2 separate regions of the Mus musculus genome follow, and region 2 is linked to region 1. The links are chromatin loops, found by intact Hi-C in ENCODE. Cell type or tissue: gastrocnemius. All regions are shown on one strand. Links, peaks and the distances in the headings refer to the core of each region. The heading gives the core; the rest is flanking DNA.

The links. Hi-C counts contacts between places; a loop is a spot of excess contacts. Peaks named below come from ENCODE experiments on the same cell type or tissue, not always from the same donor. Only the 100,000 strongest peaks of a DNase experiment are listed, where the experiment ranks them.
Region 2: it touches region 1 in a loop (1.9-fold over the local background); 7 of 42 quality-filtered maps call a loop at or near these places.

The regions. Positions count from the first base shown.
Region 1 is chr7:139,411,474-139,421,202 of GRCm38, reverse strand. The region is part of intron 1 of Inpp5a (inositol polyphosphate-5-phosphatase A); the gene reads right to left. Among named protein-coding and RNA genes, the nearest start is that of Gm46004, 27 kb to the right of the region's middle. In gastrocnemius, for the core only: no CTCF peak of the experiment used is centred there; a DNase peak (open chromatin) is centred at 5,319; H3K27ac peaks cover 245 bases.
Region 2 is chr7:139,463,888-139,473,616 of GRCm38, reverse strand. All of the region lies in intron 2 of Inpp5a (inositol polyphosphate-5-phosphatase A), which reads right to left. Among named protein-coding and RNA genes, the nearest start is that of Gm46004, 80 kb to the right of the region's middle. RefSeq lists an enhancer at 4,007-7,241. In gastrocnemius, for the core only: a CTCF peak has its summit at 5,576; DNase peaks (open chromatin) are centred at 3,942, 4,939 and 5,529; H3K27ac peaks cover 5,034 bases.

The DNA of each region.
Region 1 (9,729 bases), core at 1,099-9,098:
ATCAAATATATCATATATTACATATATATATATATATGTATATACACACACACACACACACAAAACCTTGGATAGAGGGAAGGAGGGGGAGAGAGAGAGAGTAAATGGGATGGCTCACCATTTAAGAGTACACACCCTTCTGGAGGACCCAAATTCAGTTCTAGCACCCACTCATAACTGTAACTCTAGCTCCAGGAGATCGGACACAATTCTCTGACCTCACAGTTACTACATTCAGGTGCATACCGGCACACTCACACTGACACACACACACCTAATTTAATTTTTTACATAAGACTTAGCATGTAATAAAACCAAAAACTTTTATATTTTAAAAAAATCTCGGAATAGTGTCAAAGGGAAAAAAAAAAACCCTTCGCCAAGAAAAATGGCACAGATGGCTTCACTGTTGAATACCATAAACACGGAAGGAAGAAATACCATCCGTCTCACACAGCTCTTTCCAAGTCGGAAGGGAAGAACAGCCCAGTGTGTTATGTGAGACGGTATGAGAGACACCTAAGCCAGACAGCATTGCTTCAGAGGTGGGCAAAGAAGGAAGTCACAGAGGTCCCAGACAAGCAGGTCCTAAACTACAGGGAAAAGAGCAGGGCAACCAAGAAGTGCTTGGCCTGGGACAATCAGAATATCTAACCATCACTGATGTCTACCTGAGTCAGAATGGAGGAAAGCTACAGGCTCCTTTTGGTGGACACAGAAAAGCATGGGACAGCGTTCAACACTCCTTCACAGTGAATAACAGGAGGAAATGCCCTCTGTTTGCTAAGGGACATCAACCCCCTCCCCCCCACAGATGCTGTGTCCTTACTGGTGAGCTACTAGACACAGAGCCACTTCATGTATGTCCTGAGGGCACACTAAGGACTGGAGAAAGACATGCAGCTATGTCACCTATAGACACTGTTCACATAAGAAACCGGAAGCTACACAACGGTTCTGACTGCGGGGTCAGGGATATGAGAGTAATGTCCTAAAGCTCCTTTTCCATTCCTTACACTAACGAACTGGAAAATGAAATGAAGACTGACAGCCTGAGTTCCACAGGACAGTGCCTAACAAAAGGCATACAGGGCTGGGCAGTGGTGGCGCACACCTTTAATTCCAGCACTTGGGAGTCAGAGGCAGGAGGATTTCTGAGTTCGAGGCCAGCCTGGTCTATAGAGTGAGTTTCAGGACAGCGAAACCCTGTCTCGAAAAACAAACAAACAAAAACAAAACAAAAAAACAAAAACAAAAAAGGCATACAGGACTAAGGACTACAGACTGCTGTGAGAGAAACTGAGGCTGCCTCAACAAATCAATCCAGATGGCTCCATGGACCCTCCTGCTGATCCATGAATTCAGGGCAGCACAGTCATAATCCTAGCAGGGTCTGACAGAAACTGGCAAGGAACTGTAAAATATATGTGAAAGGAAACACACCAGCAATGTGCAATGCAATCTTAAAGGAAGAATAACATTAAGGGGCTTCGCTGACCTCAGGACTTACTATGAAACCACTGCATCCACATGGGGTCCAGGAATAAGACCCACAGAGCAGTGGTACAGAATCGAGTCCAGATGCAGACATGCACCTACACTCTGATTGTCAACAAAGGTGCTAGTGCAATCTAATGGGAAACAAAGCCTGGTCAACAGAGGTAGCCCCAAGCTGTATACACAGGTGGGAAAAGCAATGGCCAACAACTATCCACAGCACATGCAAAACATACCATGGGGAGAGCCAGAGCCCAGCTGTGGACCATAGCCATAAAGCTTCTATTCCCCTCCCTCCATGTGTCTGTGTTGTTCACAGATGTTTGGGGGGAAATGTGCATGTATGCACGTGTATGGAGGCCCAAGGTTGACTCCATCACTCTCCAGGGCCACTTGCTAACCAGAGCTTGCCGTTTCAGCTCATCCAGCTAGCCAGCTCAGGAAAGCTTCTAAAGACAAGGTTGCCTGTGGCACAGCTTCTAGAAGCAAAGAGGTCATATGTGACAGAGAGTGTAATAAATAAGAAGTCAAGTTCAAAATATGTCTAAAAATATAGTCCTTGGCCCGTCACTCAAAATGCTGAGGTGAGGCAGGTGGATCATGAACTTGAGGACTGAGCTTCATAGCAAGACTTTGTCTACGGAAAACTGAGGGCAAGAAGAGATCGCTGTAAACAGACACCCCTAATCTCCCTTCTCTTTCCCATGCTACTGGCCATGAGTACTGCATCAACATCTCTATGCTGTGTGGGCCCCACCATACAAAGGAGGAACAGAACAGATGGGGCCTATGTGACCAGATGCACGGCAAGGCCAGACATAGACAGTACCTCTGAAAATGAAATTCAACTCTCAGGTCCCCAGCACACTGCAGCCCTGCCTCTTACTCCTTCCCCCGGTATGCCCAGAGTCTTTTCCTACACTGTAATGCTGTCCAAGGTACACAGATCCTCCAGGTACATCTTCCATGGGGCGAAGGGACAACCCTCTCTAACTTCTATCAGCCTCTTCCCACAGAAGGCCAGCCTCCTCTACCCCAAGACCAGATGGCATCTGAGGGCCCATCCTTCTTGGACTCACTTAACCAAACTGTTGCTAGAGTCCAACTAATTACCCAACTCAGCTATTTCCCAAGAGCCAGGTGCCCAAAAATAGCACAGGTCCTGGAAGAGGGACAGGTAAGGCAAAAGAAACCTGACAACCTGTGAAAAAGGAAGAGGCTAACAGGGTGTCTGGCCCTAGCTTGGTGCTAAATACCCACTGTCCAGTCTCTATTGCTCTAGATCCTGTTCTTGTAGGCAATGATGCATACACAAGTAAATGGAAAAGATGAGTGTACCCTCGAGTAAAAGTGGGAACCAAGCCTTCTACTCCAAAGAAACAGTCAGCTATGTGCAGTATTCCCACTAGGGGCCTGAGCATGGCTACCCTTTTTAGTGCAGTTCCACAGAGCCCCAAATCACACAGCCAGTGAATGCTAGGCTCAGTTGAGGGCCCTGGGGCAAGACATCTAGCACCCAGCACCATTGCTGGACTAATAACCCACACTAAATCCAAAATTAAATGAGATCCTAGATAGCTGGCCACCAGGACCCAGTTTGGAATGGTAGGGGTACAGAGGGGACAACTGTTCTACCAGGAGATGTATGATAGGCAAACCCAGCACAGAGCCTGTACCAAAGCCATACAAGCAGGCTGAGACATAGGCACCCAAAGGAGAGCAACCTCAGCTCCATATAGTACGTATCTCTTCAGGCCTGTCATTGCCCCCAGCTGAGGACAGAGACAAGAGAACTGCACAATGTACAAGCTGCACTTCTGACCCATAGGTAGGGCCACAGCATCTTTCCCACCAAGATGGGGCAAAACACCTACCCAAAGCCTGTGACTGGTTGTGCAAGCCAGTTCAATGCCATCAAGTCAGAGGTATACTCAGCACCTGAACTCAAGCACCAGGGACACGGCCTCCCTATCTGTCTCCCTCAGCCAGAGCTCCTGAACTATAGACGATGTATAACACTAGAGTCCAGGCTAAGAAGCCTGAGGGACATAAAGGACACTGGTGCTTGTAGAGTCACCTACCCAATGGGGCCTATTATATGTGAGTCAGGAACAATGGTGGACAGAGGTTTTGTTGGCTGCTCCTCACAGTGCCAGCCTTCTACAAGGCTTCATGAAAAGTGTCTAGAGAAAACTGCTCTGCCAAGGGGCTTCTGCACCATGGGTGGTGACAAAAACTCAATTTTTTAGTTTTTATTTTTCCCCTAGAGAACTAGCCCATTTAAAGAGCTCAACATCGGGGACTGAAGAGATGGCTCAGCGGTTAAGAGCACCGACTGCTCTTCCAAAGGTCCCGAGTTCAAATCCCAGCAACCACATGGTGGCTCACAACCATTCGTAACAAGATCTGATGCCCTCTTCTGATGTGTCTGAAGATAGCTCCAGTGTACTTACATATAAGAAATAAATCTTTAAAAAAAAAAAAAAAAACTTAAGAAAAAAAAAAAAAAAGAGCTCAACATGAAGCTGGCTGCACCATTGAGCAATGGATGCTACCAGGTTGCTAGAAGAGCAGCCAGCAGTGTCTCTCAGGATCACCAAGAGACACACTCAACTCCACAGATCTCTGTACAGGCCATAGCATAACACTCTTTCATATGACTGAAGCTATCCCAGTCCCACCTCACAAAGAGACCAACCCAGAGCCAAGCAGAGCTGCCAGACCAAAACCTATGCATGCTGAAAAAGCCATCTCATCTGTGAACAGTGCACGGGATCCAGTGCCTCCTGCTGTCTGGCTACTAAAGGCTTCCAGCCCACTGGCCTCCCACCATTGCCTATCTGGCTTCTGAGCACATGTGTAGGTAGGCATGAATGCATGCATGCCCACATACTCCAAGAAGGTACCCAAAATGAAAACAACCTTCCAATGACACATATACAACCTGGAAACTACCCTAGAAACTGCCAGCCAGCAGACCGCAGAACCCACAAAGAAAAGAGTAAAGTTTCTCCAGCTTGGCTCCTCTGGAAGCCCAGAAACACTCCCAACATCCTTTACACTACCGTTTGTGCTATTCACAGACATCCTGTTTTGAAGTGAGGACAGTTTTCCACCCTGTCTTAAGGAATGCTGCACAGACAGACATTCACATTTCCAAGGCCACTGGGCACACCAGGGGTCAGGACTGCAGCCTTCGTAACCCAATATGGATACCAGCCCTCCCTCCCCCTTAGAGCACTCACCCATCTCTTCAGGAGCCACTGAAAGATAACAGAAGCAGGTGACTGCTATTGAAGAGAAGCCAGGCCTTCCCCAGAAGAACCAAGCCACTGTCATCCATAAAATAAAGCCATATAATGGGAGTCCACAGAAAGGCTATGAACCAAAGCCAGATAGATATCAAGAGAAGGAGCCATGGTGCCTCCTCTGTGCCCAGAGCTCCACCTGCAACCAACACTCCACTGCAAGACTATGCCATCCCTGTACCACCATCCTGCAGCCCTACCTCCTGCCCAGGAGCACCCCTGGATGTCTAAGAGAATGGAAAATTCAAGCCAGTCTGCTCCATATGTCCCTATCTTCTTAGACTCAGCCAGTGGCAACTGTCCCCTTTTAGCAGCTTCTACCAAAAAGCACAACACCCTCTCCATACAAGTCCCTCACCTGACTGAATCACACCTCTAGAGCTCATGCTGAGACTCTGGCCCCCAGTGTGGCTACATATGGGGACAGGGCAGAACAGGAAGCTAATTAAGATCAAAGGGGCCTTAGAGTGTATGCCCAGCTGTCCTTCTAAGCAGAACAGGAGCCAGCAGAGAGCTCTCTCTCTCTAAGTGTGCAGTGAGGCCAGGTGGGAGCACAATGGGAAGCCAGCCAGCAGCAATGCAAGCAGAAAGTAGCTGTGCTGGGCCCTTCATCTCTGTCTTGTATGCTCCTGGGCTATTGGAAGTCCTGCTGTGGGACATGACTCACAGCTAAGCTGCTATGCCTACCCTCTCCTCAACTCTCATAGAGCTTGCCCACACACTCCATAATCATGGCCCCAGATGAGTCACTGTCCCTTCCTGCCTCCCTCTCCATCTCTACTATGGCCCCTCCAGTGACAACTGTCCATCTCATAGCCACATCTGTCCTCTTGAAGCCTGGGTAACAACCTGTTCCCAAAAGTTGTCTAGACCCACTGAAAGCCAACCTGCCTCCCCCAATATGGCCCCAGCTTCTCCCTACAAAACAGAATGGCATGCTAACCTAGGTATCCTGAGTCTGCTATGCACAGGCTCTGCTCAGACTCACTACTTGAATGGCCCACTGCAGGGAAGCACCTCTTAAGCTGGGGTTCACAATGACTGGAGGTGACTACTCTCCTCAAACATGCTGGAATCTGAGAAACTGAAGACAGTACCCACACTTCCACCTGGTCCTTGAATCTGGTTCTACATAGTTCCTCATTCTCCTCCATGACCCACCATAATATTCTGAGGGTCTAAGAGTGAAAGTAAGAGCCAACATATGGCTCAGTAGGAAAGCTCCTGCCCATCATGCAAAAGCCTTGGGTTCGAGGCCCAGTACTGTCTTGAACTTTAATTGCTAATTAAAGCAATAACAGGGAACCAAACTCACTTACTGACAAATGCTCCCACTTAGGGGGTACCAACAACCACACCCAGTTGTCCCTTCAGAAGATTGAGAGGGCTGCCCAGTGAGTGAAGGCTGCGTCATATCCTGATTCCGAATACCTACTCTTCCCTACCGCATGCCCTACCACCAGGCATATCCATCCTGCCCTGTCTTTCTCAGAGCAAAGAGCACTTCCTGAAGATCCCAATTCCTATCTGCCCCTAAAAAGATCAGAGCTAGGCTGCACCCCCTTCTCCTGTAGCCCCTTACTCTAACCCTGCTAAAACTAGACCTCACAGAACAGAGGCGAGTGTGCACGTCACGGCCGCAGCTTGTTCTTCAGCTCAGTAACGGATAAGTCATAGCTTGTTGGATGGTAAAACCGTGCCAGGAAGCGCGTAAGATAGAGCAGGTTGAGATCCGGAGATTCTGTGGGCACACACCTGAGACTTATTCCCAGCTCCCTACCACATGCCACATTCCTCACATAAAAGGAACGTGTACTGTGGTCACGTAGGCCCAAAACAGAGTTCTCCATGCTAATGAGGTACCTGGAGGCCTGGAGGGCTTAGCCAATAAGCTTTCCTTCCCAGACATTCCTCCCTGCAAAAGGTAGTTAATCTCAGGTTCACCCTGAGAAGTGGGTATGATACATTATGCATTCATTTTCCACCATGAACAACCAATAAACTATTTAGAACCACGGCCTGTTTCTTTCATCAAGATCCACCGTAGGGAGCCATGGAGAAGGCATTCGACTACAGAGCCACTGCTTAAGTCTCCCATAGAAGACCTCTCTGTGTTCCCAGCCACAGCTGCCACCAAGCCCGCCTCCTGCAAACAAGGACAAGCTGGAGCTCCCCTTCCCTCCCGGCCCTGGGCTAGACGCTGCCCCCAGCCTGTGGCCCCTGACTCCATTCTTGGCTCTTCTGAGACTCCCAGTGGCACCTGGATGTCTAAGAGTCTGAGAACCCCATGGCCCCAGCCTCGTCGCAGGCCCAGGGACCCCTGAACCAGCTCTAGCTTTCCCACATCTCAGACTCCCCGAAGCAGTGTATCAGCGCTTCCGGAAGAGCCCAGCACCTGCCCCAGAGACAGCGCTGAGATGAGCACAGACAAACTCCCCATGTCCCACCTCCCCAAGAGGCTGTGCCCAGCAGTGGAGCAGACTCGGACCCATAATGGCTATGTGATAAGTAGTAATCACAAACGTGAAGGGATGCACGAGATTCAGGCCCACACCACCTCCTTGACATCCCACCTCATCAACGTAAGCTTCTAGAGCCACTAGAAACCTGCCAGCAGCTCCACAGGAAACACAGAAGACAGCAGACATGTCAAAATTAAGCTCTGGAAAGGATCGTGGCCAGGGTGGGCTCCAGCACAGTCTGTGTTTCTGAGCTTTGCTTTCTGAGCTTTGCTCAGAGCACAGCGCCCCTGACAGGGAGTGGCCTGTACTTTCCACACCCCTGTTCTCTCTTTCACTGGGCTCCTGCCAAAGGCCTTCCACACCCAGCGACCTTCCTAAGGTCCACTCCAATCAAAGTTTCTGGGAACCTACTATGACATCTTCTCCCAAGATTCCATGGTACTCTGGACAGGGATTCCTCCAGGTGTGGGTGCAGGATCAGGTAGTGACCTGCCTTTTGAGGAAGGAGAAGAATTTAAGTGATACCCATGGAGCAATGCAGAGGTCTGTGTAAGTCATTCTGAAACTAGAGTTCCAAGGTAAGGGAGTGACAGACCCAGCAGCCAAGCCCCAGCCAGCTCCTTGTCCCATATCATGTCTCAGGACACAGCCTAGGGCCTCCCTGGCTTAGGCAGGTACATGGGTACCCAAGGACATTCCTTGGTTTCGGGGAATGAGAAGGTACCAGTTGAGAATGCAAATGCCCAACTGTGTGTGCTGGTGTGTACTGCCTATGGCCACTGGGGAGATTCCAGCTGCAGAGAGTCGTCAGAGAGAAAGCCTCAAGGAGCAAGGGCTGCAGCCACAAACCCTCCAAATCCTACAACCTGGGGCTCACTGTGCTCTTTTCTCCCTCTTTCAACATCCAGGACCAGAGTTGTCCCCCTATCCCAGGACCAACTGACGAACCCTCTAGAATTTGCACCACACACCTGAAAGGAAAAGCAGTATATGGTGCTGCCCAGCACCTGGTGGGGCTTCTTCTCCCTGAAAACAAACAAACAAAACAAAACAAAACACCACATCCCACCAGCAGACAGGCTATGATCTGGGAGAAGCCAGGAAAAGCCCACCCTATCATGGCTGCCAGGAGCCACACCTAGTCACTTTAAGGCTGGGGCCTGGGACCTGGCTTTCAGAGTTCAAGTACATCCACTAAGCAGAGGACAATCCAGACTACATGAAGGCCCACAGCTGTAGCACAAAAAGCTGTGGCAGACGGGTGGCATCTGTGGGCAGAAAGATGTGTAGTGAAACCACTTCCCCAAACACTGCTTGTGGCCCAGGCCTGGAAAGGAGCCACGGGCTCTAAAGTGCACACGAGCCACAATGTCAATGACATCAGACACTTGTGCAGAAAACGAGAGGCAGACAATTGGACCAGAAAGAAAAGGCCAGCATGGGTCGCACTTCGAGACACTCCTCAGGTCCCTGGCCACTGGAACCACAGCCAACACAGGAAGGATGATACTGGCAGAAAGGCCTCTCGAGCCCACTGCAGCATTCACACACACACACACACACACACACACACACACACACACAGCCCATGCTTGACTCCCCCTCCACTAACATAAACATCACACACAGAACTTTAAATAAACAGATTTCTGCAGGAAGAGCCTGGACATAAACATTCTCCGAGGCCTCAGCAGCTGGGGGAGCTGGGTACAACTGGGTTTCTTCTTCCCTGGTTTCCAAATGACTGTGAGCGTAGTTATATGGGTTTGGTTACTAGTTTGATGGTTTCTAACCAGACTGAGGGTGCCGGATGGGCTCTACCACACCTCTTGTCCTCCCCTCCAACCCACTTTTTGGCTCATGGGGACTGGCTAATGTCCATGACTCCTAACTCCCCAAACAAGAGGGCAAATCCAGCCAGCATTTTCCAGATAGGACTTGTATCAAGAAAAAGGACCAACCCACTAGAAAAGAAAAAACACACATCACCTACATGCACAGGCCTGTTCTTGGGGCCATTCTTCAGGAACATACAGGTTCCAGACCGATGAGAGAAGGCATAGGCCTTCATATGGTACACACAATCCCAAGGCAGGGCAATAAGCCTGGGATCTTTACTCTGCCCTGCTTTTAGTCACCACCATTTTGATCTAAACGTTAATGTTAAAACCACCTAACATGCTCTAGAGATTCCAAGAAGCAGAATCTTAGCAGGTGAATGTGCAGGTGCAGGTGCAGGTACAGGTGCACGTTCATGAAGCTTTGCTGTCACACTACAGAGTCAGCACCACCTGTTGCTCAAGGTACCTGGCACCTGTGCCACTAGGAAGCCACCCTAGACAGTGTGTGCAGAGGTGCTTCACAACTTCAGCCACCATCAAAATGGAAGGCTTCTAGCCAGTGACCGTCTAGCCTAATGGCTACCTGATGCCCTTCAGGAAGGCCCAGAAATACTGTCCCTA
Region 2 (9,729 bases), core at 813-8,812, 53 kb before region 1:
CTACAAGTTAGAGCAGGTCGGCACACAAGAGAATCATCTGTGGCAGGCTTCCTGAGAAGAAAATAAAACATAGAGAAGCCACCTGGGTCGGAGGGGAGTAAAGCACAAGGGAGGAGATGTCCACAAAGGAGTTTGAGAAGTCAAGAACCATGATGCTCAAGAAGAAGCCATCAGGAAATAAGCCACAACCAGCCAGGGTACCTGACTCAGCAACTGACAGGAGAGGGCGCCAGCACACCAGGAATCTCGCAAGCTACCACCACAGCTGGGAACAGCAAGTTCCAGGAGTCCCTGGCATGCTGCTGAGGGTTAAAAGTCCTGCATACAGAGAAGCCTCTACAGGATAACCATGCAGCAGAGTAAGCTAAGCTCACTGTGACCACAGAGCCAGAACCACCACAAGAAGAAATGAAGAGCCAAACAGGAGACGAGGACCACAGTGCTCACGGAATAGAGTGATGGCAGGAAGAACAAATCACAATGGGCACCAGGAAAGAGCAAGCAAGGAACCTCAGCACTGTGTAAGTGAGAAGTCCTGTTAGGCAGGAAGGAAGCAGGAGGAGGGAGTGACAGCCAACCGGCTGGGAGGAGGATACAGAGCTGAAGCAGGACAGAGCAGAGCAGCACTGGCCACCATCACAGGAAACAAGATTGAATTTGCCCAGAAACAGGCCCCTAGAGCACCCGAAACAAACTTGAAAACATCTCCAAGGCCTCTGGAGCAAAAGCCCTACAAACAGTAACAGCAAAAGCCCAGCCTGGGACTGGACTCTGCAAAAGCAACGTCAAAGGAAGGAAACCATAGAAACACCTTCAGAAACATTTCAAGGGGACAAAGTACTATATCCACTGAGGGTACTGCCAAGCCAGCTTCTCATAAGGAAATGGAGCATGTCTGTCCCAACAGTGCTCTAAGACATCTAGGTGATCCAGGTAGGGACTATCTGTTTAGGCCTTGCTAGCCACTTGTGTGTGTGTAAGAGCTGAGCTTTCAGGGAGAACATAAAACCAGCTACAGGCTATGCCCCACTTCCTAAAACAAATTTGGCTAACAAGGTGCAGATCCCAGGTTCAGTCACTGATAGTGCCTGTTAGGTTCTTCAGCACCCACAGGTACAACTATACACTACATATAACTCTTTACAACCTCAAGGTTTCCACACAGATAGGGGAGCATTTTTACCTCTTCCATCATGTACCCAATCTGATGTTGTCACCAATGACAAGCCATATATGGAACAGTGGTCTCCAGTAATGGAACTGGAAACCCTACCACCTCATGATGGCATGGTGTTGGTGTCTGTGGTAATGCCAGCACACAGCCACTATTGCACAGATGACTGTTCCTGGTTTACATATTCAGTGTGCTGTATCTTCAGAGATAGAGTGTTCTACTCCTCCTTCCTAAAAAAAGACTTCTCTAAAATGGTCTGCCTACAGTGCAGCAGCAGCAGCCTCCTCCATCTCTAATCATCACACCCCCTTACTACATCCAAGGGCTACCCTGAATGCCTGCCCTGGCCACCAAAGTATATGAGTATACTCTGGATGCGTGCCTAGCAAAAGTATCTCATGACATGCTTCTCAGAATGAGTCCCTGCTGTTAATTGACACATGACTGTGTATCACAAAACTAGGGCAACCACTCAAAATGCCAGTAAAAAGGCAAACATCTAAAACATAAGTCAGAACAGAACACAAAACACAAAACAAAGTAGGAATGAGAAACAAAGAACAAAAAGCAGAGTATGCACGCAGCAAGCAAGCATGAAGGGCAGACCCAACCCAGCCCACTGATGCTCACAATAGCAAGTCTGGACCTGCTCTGAATGATGTGGCTGTGTAAAAGGAAACAGTTCTTTGAGATTGTCCCCAGAACCAAACCCACTAAGACAGCTCACCAGCTGGCCCTGGAGTCAGTCTGGACAGCCGGTGGAAGGTGGTAAGTTGTAGAGAGGCCTCAGGTGTGCTGCCAACCAAGACCCCACATTAGGAAGGCACAGGTTTGAAGCACTTATTCAAAGAAAGAGCCACTTCATGGGGACAGAGTCAGTACTGATGCCAGAAAAGGCCTCAGAAGATGAAACTCAAAACCATCAGAGAGGAAGACAGAAAAATGACCTAAGGGAAGGGGCGACAACACAAAGCACTCTGGGCAAAAATAACAGAAAAAGAAACAGAGCCACAGTCACTGAAGAAGCAACATATACACTCATGTGCAGACTCACAGTCATGGCACACACGTGTACACACACTCATGTGCAGACTCACAGTCATGGCACACATGTGTACACACACTCATGTGCAGACTCACAGTCATGGCACACACGTGTACACACACTCATGTGCAGACTCACGGTCATGGCACACACGTGTACACACACTCACACAAGCACACACTCTCATGAATACAAACACAACCAAGACACGGGATAGCATAACTGGAAGCCAAAACCTATGACGTCACAAATTCTATGACACGCTCACTGTCTATAGGATGTGAGCTCTTGTTAGATGCGTTCTCCAGCAGAAGCCTTCTTCTGGCCATAAACCAAATCTCCATAAATCTTAAAATATGGAAGTCACAGAAGCTGTCCTCTGAACACAGAACAAGAGTCATAAGAAAAGAACACACATTACTAGAGTCTGTTTATACAAACAAACAAACACCACAAATACTGGTTTATCATAAAGCAAGCCAGCTAGCTGCATGGTGGCAGCAGAGGACAGAAGGGATGACAGGCCCCAAAGCTTTTATTTGCAATGCCCAGTCACATCTTGGTCATGTTGAGGGACTCATGGTGTAGACCTAAATATTCCAACTAGATGGATGAACCATTTGTCAAGAATGTCCCAACAAACTCACAAAAATTTGAATTTCTACTACCAGAGCAATCAGTTCTGACCATGACCTGTAGGGAACCATGAGGCCCTGAGTCATGGCTGCTGTTCACTAGGACTCAGTGCTGTCCTTCGAGTGCAATGACAAAGGGGCTTCCTTCTTGTTCCTTTGCAGATAACCATAATAACATCTGTGGATAACTCACCCCATAGTCCAGTTCTGCTTAAAGACAATGGAAGCGGAGGAGCTGGGGAGAACATTACAAGTCTGCCAGCTGCTGAGAGGCCTTGTACTTGAGAGCACTGGCTGCTCTTCCAGAAGACCTGATTTTGGTTTCCAGCTCATAACCACCCATAGCTCTAGTTCTATGGGATCTGGCACATTCTTATGGCCTCTGAGGGTATCATGCATGCATGAGGCACACACTCATGAATGTACGCAAAACCACTCCTGCACATAAAATAGAATAAATCTAAAAAGAAAATCTGCCAAGCTTAGCTGGGGTGGGGGGCTGGCCTGGAGTTCATGTCTCTGTCCTCTACTTCCACAGGCTTGTAGCTGATCAGGCAAATGTATTGAAAGGCAGAGACCCAAAGCTTACATCCCCTTCAGCCAGTGACCATAGTCCAGCGTTTCTCAAACTATGGGTCTCAACCCCTTTGGGTATCAAAAGTGATACCCACAAGGCAACCTCTCACAAGAGCTGCCTAACACTATCAGAAAAAGCAGTTGTTTACTATTCATAACCATAGCAACATTACAGTTACAAAGTAACAACAAAAACAATTTTATGGTTGGGGGGGTCACCATAACATGAGGAACTGTATTAGGGTCGCAGCATTAAAAAAGTTGAGAATCACCAAGATAGTCCCTTCTGGAATTACTGGAATGGTCTTTAGAAACCCACCTTGAAGCATCACAGTGAGCAAGCCTGGATTGTGGGAAATTCTGATTTCCCTTGGAATCTCCGTTCTTCCCTCCTTTGCTGATGAGAAGGCAGGTTCCTTACAGCTGTCCTGTTGTGGAGCTCAGCCTGTGTCAGCGCCCATGGCAGTGAGGAGCTATGCTCAGACCACGTGACTCCCCCTGTCTGAAGGCTGGCACAAGGACCAGATCGCATGCCCCAGTTGAGATCACATGCAGGGCTGCCCCAGCCACTGTGTATGGTGACAATGCAGGCTCATAGTATACTGCTGGTTTCTAAAGTGTGCCAGGAATCACTGGCTAAGGAACAGAAGGCTCCTCAGTGTCAAATGAGAGTGCTTGCTCAACTCACTATACAAGCAATACCAGCCTGGGGAAGGGTGGTATTCAGCACCTACCTATTTCCCTGGGGCCAGTGCCTCGAGCACACCCTGTGGGTGGAGATACCAGTAACTCATGCCATGTAGCAGCAATTGCAGACTCACAGCACAGGCAGGTCAACCAGGGCCACAGGCAGAGACAGCGCCACACAGTCATTAAGGAGAGATGAGCCCAGGGCTATCACGATCTTCAGTCTCACTGTCACTTACTTCATTATGTCACTTACTTCATATAATTTGATTCTTAATAATAGCAGCATCGAATGTCTGACCCACAGCTCCTGAGCACTCCGTAGGCTCCAGAGAGCTTGCCAGCCAGTTGTAGCTGCCCACTTAGCAAAGGGTGGAGTCAGCAGAGGAAAAGCAAGGGCTATCCAGGAACCACACAGGACTATGATTCTTGCTTTGCCACTGGCTTCAGAGGTCTCGAGCCACAGCTGAGAGTCTGTAGTGTGACTCCTCCCCTTAGATAAATGTTGTAAGGTATTAATGAGAATGTAGGAACCAAGTCCCCAGCACAGGAGGACAAGTGACACTTGTTTGGAATCAGCATTTGTGCCAAAGGCTACATCAAGGGCAAGCAAGATATCGTCATGATGGGCACAGGCTGTCCCACTCAAAACCAGAGAAGTTGGAGATCTCATGTAATATCCTCATAGCAGCTACAAGACAACCAGCTGGCCCCTGTGCTGGTCTGAACTGGCTGCCTGAAGGAGCTTTGTGCCCTTGAAGAGCCTGGGCAGGCAACATAGCTGGCTTGAGAGCAACACAGTCAGTTTTCTTGGTGAAGCCAGTGGACCTCACAGGTTGCCTGGCAGCAGGATGTCTGGAGGATAGAGCGTAAAGTCAGCTGCTATCAGATGTCACATCATGGCACCGCTGGTGGGAAATACCCTGGAAAATAAACTCCAGCCCTCCACAGGAAGTAGCTGTGGACTGCATGGAATTCCATTCAGTGCTGCCCTTGCTTGACAATGGGACTGACAGGTCTTCTCCAGGACACAAGGAGCCACTTCTGACTTAAAGATGACGCAGCTGCTGCAGAGAGGTTCTAGTGCCATTTCTGTGAATGTAGTCTTCAAGGAAAGCTCAAAAATACATTAACTAACATTTAATATAGTAAAATATTTGGAAAAGCGTGAACTAGACATTTTGGCCAGAAAGAGCACAGGGGTTTACATACACCATGCAGGCTGGAACACAGCCTTCCAACAATAAGTCCTTCTCTGTTTGGGACACAGTGCAGATGCCTGAGTACAGGGCCAGCTCAGCTCCCAGGAAGCCTACACTGTGAGCCTGTGGTCATCGACCCTGTACACTGCCAAGAGCAGAGCTAAAAATAGCAACAACCAGGCCTTGTTAGGTAGGTTTCCTCCAAAGAGGAGTACTGGTGACCTAAAAAGGAATTCCATCCTGCAGGCTGTACTACAGGAGCCCGGCCACCAGGATAAGCACTAGGGACAAAAGAGCTCTCTGGGCTGCGACCAATGCCAGGTTCTAAGCACCCACTGCCCGGGGCTCAGCTGGGGGCTCTACCACATCATATGGGCTGGGCAACAGGCACCCCATACCTGGGTCTGTGGTTCTCTAGTCTGGGATTCACTAGCTACAGCTCGTGGCTACAGCTCGTGGCAGGCCTCATCCAACGACCTCTCTCAAGTCCATGCCTAGCACAGAGGGCCAGCTTGGGGGCGGGGGGTCAGGGCGCACTGCTCTGCACAGGACACTGTAAATTTCACTGACCCTGTGAGCAGGCAATGTAGCTGGCCTAAAAGCACAGCCCAAGGTTTTTTGGTGAGGCCAGTGGCTCTTGCTGTGTTCTTCCCTTGTGGGCAAAAGTCCTAGCAGTTCCTATGGGGACTTAGGAGAAGCCTGCAGCCCGTGAAGAGTGACAGACAGAAGCTGTGGGACGAGGTCCTGTCTTTGGACCCTATGCTTAAGGAATTCTAAACTATACAGACTGATTCATTTTCATTTAAGAAGCCTGTGCCTCTAACTAAGATCAGAGCAAATTCAAACTGAAGACCGCATGCACAGAGCTGCAAGGCCTCCGCTAGTTTCCCTGGCTTTCCGGCAGGGCCATGGCCTTGTGAGCACAGCCAGAAAAGCTGTGGTGCCATTGGACAGCTCTCTCAGGAAGCTGCTTGCCACACAGAGTCTTGTAAAGTCCTTCTTCACTCTGGCCACCTCTAGCTCACTGGTGTTTACTGTGAGGCACACAGTAGAAAGGGGAGCCCCATCTGTGCAGTCCAGAGCCTCCAAGGTTCCCAGAGCCCCTGTCAGCTCCATGAGCTGTAACAAATGGAGGCAGTTTCTCAGTTGAGGTTCCCTTCTTTCAGATAACTCCAGCGTGTGACAAGTTGACACAAAACCACCGAGCACAGTCCTCATGGCCCAACCAACTTTCTTTTTTAAGTGTCTTGCTCCACCCATTTTCCTCTGGCATGACAAATGACACACAGCCTGTGCTGGAGAGGAAGGCCTGCAGCATTACTGAGTCTCCTGCCACTGTCCTCTGTTCCACCCTGACAGGAGAGGGTGTCACTCCTCTTCAGGGCCTGCTTCTCACACTCTGGCCTGACTCTGAGTGCGCAGCAGTCCTTCCCCCCCCCCCCCCCGACCCCACCACACACACCACAGATCCTCAGTCCTGCAGCTCCTCTCTCCACAAGGGCCTGCTCACCTCTTCCCCCAGTTCTTGTTTGTCACTGGCAAGCATGGCTTTGGGACGGCAGTGACAGGGCTCGGATCCTGACAATACTGAGCCATGTGGCTGCGAGCATATCTCACTGCCTCTTTAAGCCTCAACTTCCTTATCTTTAAACCTGGGTATCAACCTCCAAACTTCTGAGGAAGTTGGAGGAAAGGCTGAGGACAACCTTGACCCCAGGGGTGCCCACAATGATGTGGCATGCCCCTCAGCATTATGGCCCAGGGGGACCTAGCACATTGCAATCCAAGCACACTAGAGCACTGCAGCCCAGTGTGCCACAGACTGGGGATGCCATTACTGACTTAGGAAATGAGAGACATAAGGAAGGACGAAGACATAAGAGAAATGAGACCTGTCATATGAAGGTGACAGCACTAGCACCCAGTATTTTTTTTAAGAACACTTCATCTAAGGCTCTTCTCACAAGTATCTTTACAGATTAATAATTATATAAGTAAGCAGCAGTCCAGCCCTGGAAAGCCCAATAGGCTAACCTGTGTTAGCCTGGAGCTAAGCTGCTGGACCACTGATACAGCTCAGTGAGATGTCTCTAAACATCTGAAGACGAGATCTGCTGAAGCTGTGCCCTAGGAGAAGACTCTACTGTAAACTGACCACACTCCTTCCCAAAGAGACCCTGCTGGATGGCTTTATGTCAACTTGACACAAGCTGAAGTCATCTGAGAGGAGGAAACCTCAACTAAGGGAAAAAAAGCAACTCAATAAGATCAGGCTGTAGGCAAGCTTATAGCACAATTTCTTAACTCATGATATTTGAGGAGCCCAGACCATTATTGGTGGTGCTGCTCCTGGGCTAGTGGTCCTCGGTTTTACAAGAAAGCAGGCTGAGCAGACCAGAGGAGCAAGCCTATGTAAGCAGCAGCACCTGTCCATGGCCTCTGCATCAGCTCCTGCCTTCCAGTTCTCTGGCCTGTTGGAGCTCCTGTCCTGACTTCCTTCAGTGATGGGCCACGATGTGCAAGTGTAAGCTGAGTAACCCCTCTACTCCACAACTTGCTCTTGCCATGTGTTTCATCATAGCAACAGAAACCCAAACCAAGACATACTGACCACACCAATCCCTGGTGTGTCTCATGCTGCTGTGGCAGCAGCTTCATCAATACAACTCTCAGGTAAAAAGCAGAAAAGGCAAGCTCCAAGGACTCCAAGGAGAGGGGCAACTGAGACACTCAGCAGCCAGCCACCTTCCCTCGTGTCGGGCTGTTCTGAACAGATAACATAAAACACACTTGATTCCCAAGACAGCACAAAACACATAAAATATTTAATTACCAACTATACTGATCACCATAATAACAGCTTAGAATCACAGGGTTAATTCAAAATATTATTAAAATAAATTTCACACATTCATAGGGCACAGTCAGGTAGATCTCTGTGAGTTCAAGCCAGCCTGGTCTACAAAGCCAGTTTCAGGCCAGCTACATAGTAAGATCCTGCCTCAAAAACCAACAACAAAAACAATACACTCCATTTGTTTCCTTCCACTTGGTAAACTGTGGTCCTGGAAAACTTGAAAGCATATTGCATTCCTACCTGATATTTCTAGTCTGTCCTTCAGTAGTAACACTGAGTCTTCAGAGGCCACAGGACTCACCAGCTCAGCCAGACCCAGACCCTTTTCTCTGTGAGCCCTTCAACTGCCAAGAGCTCAGGACAGCCTGCTCCATGCAGAGCACCAAGCCACAGTTCACTCCACAGCCTTCAGCATCCCCAGAGCAAATGTGTAGCTGAGAAGGACAGGCCAGGGCTGCCCCGCCCTGTGGTACAGGAAGTCCCTTAACTGTGTCCTAGCGGTACTGAGCCAGGAGGACTCACAGGTAGTTCCCTTCTTTTTGACAACTCCTTTAATCCTCACTCTAATGGGGTGGGTGCCATCACCCCAGGACAGGAGGTAGAGATGGATGAAAAAGCTTGCTTGAAGTCACAAAGCAAGGACGGGCTGCGACGAGAATGGAACACACAGTTCTGAAGACAGAAGCACAAGATGCTAGTACATTTGGGGTTGGTGCAGACCATCCCTGTTTACATCTCTTGTTTACATGGGCACTTATCCCAAGACCTCATCTAAGCCTCACCACCCCATAGGTCCCACCACTGGCACCACCACAAAGGAGAGTTGGACTTCAAGGAGGCAGAAGCACAGTGAAGACTATAAATGTCTGAGTCCCACGGCAAATATGACCACGTAAAGGATCTAAAACACAGACCAACAAAACAGGAGCAGCTCTTGGGTCTGGCAGACTCAGATGCTTCTCTTCACATGTGCCTGTCTGTCCGCAGCTTTCTCCTGTAGGTGCTGCCACAATGCCCTTCCACACCTGGCCATTCTCCTACTGATAGGTCATGGTGCCCTCACCTGGATACATTCTGAACATCCTTTGGCACACATTCCTGGAGTAAACTGAGAAGAACTGGTGTCCATAGAGAATGACACACAAATGCCCAGATAGCTCTGGTCAGAGGGAACCCTGATGCCACCAACAGGCAAATCATATGTCACATATACAGTGACAGAAGAAGGAAGCAGTACCTATAAAGCAGTTACGTGTGATGCCTCCAATCTTGAGAGATAAAAGAAGGAAGACAGATTCCAGCAACGGGCATTCTGGAATAGGCAACTCTGACTGGCAGAACCTCAGGCTACCCCTGGGAAGCAGGCAGGACGACCACACCCTGGATCTAGACACACGAGGTGTCGATGTGCAAAACCCTACCAACAAGCACTTCAAGTTAAAACACTTGGGCCCAACAAGATCTAATATACAGCAGCCTCCTCGCTCCTCAGCCAGTCACCCTGGTAGCGAGAAGACCCAAGGGGCTCCTGGACTACCCTCAAGACTGGTATC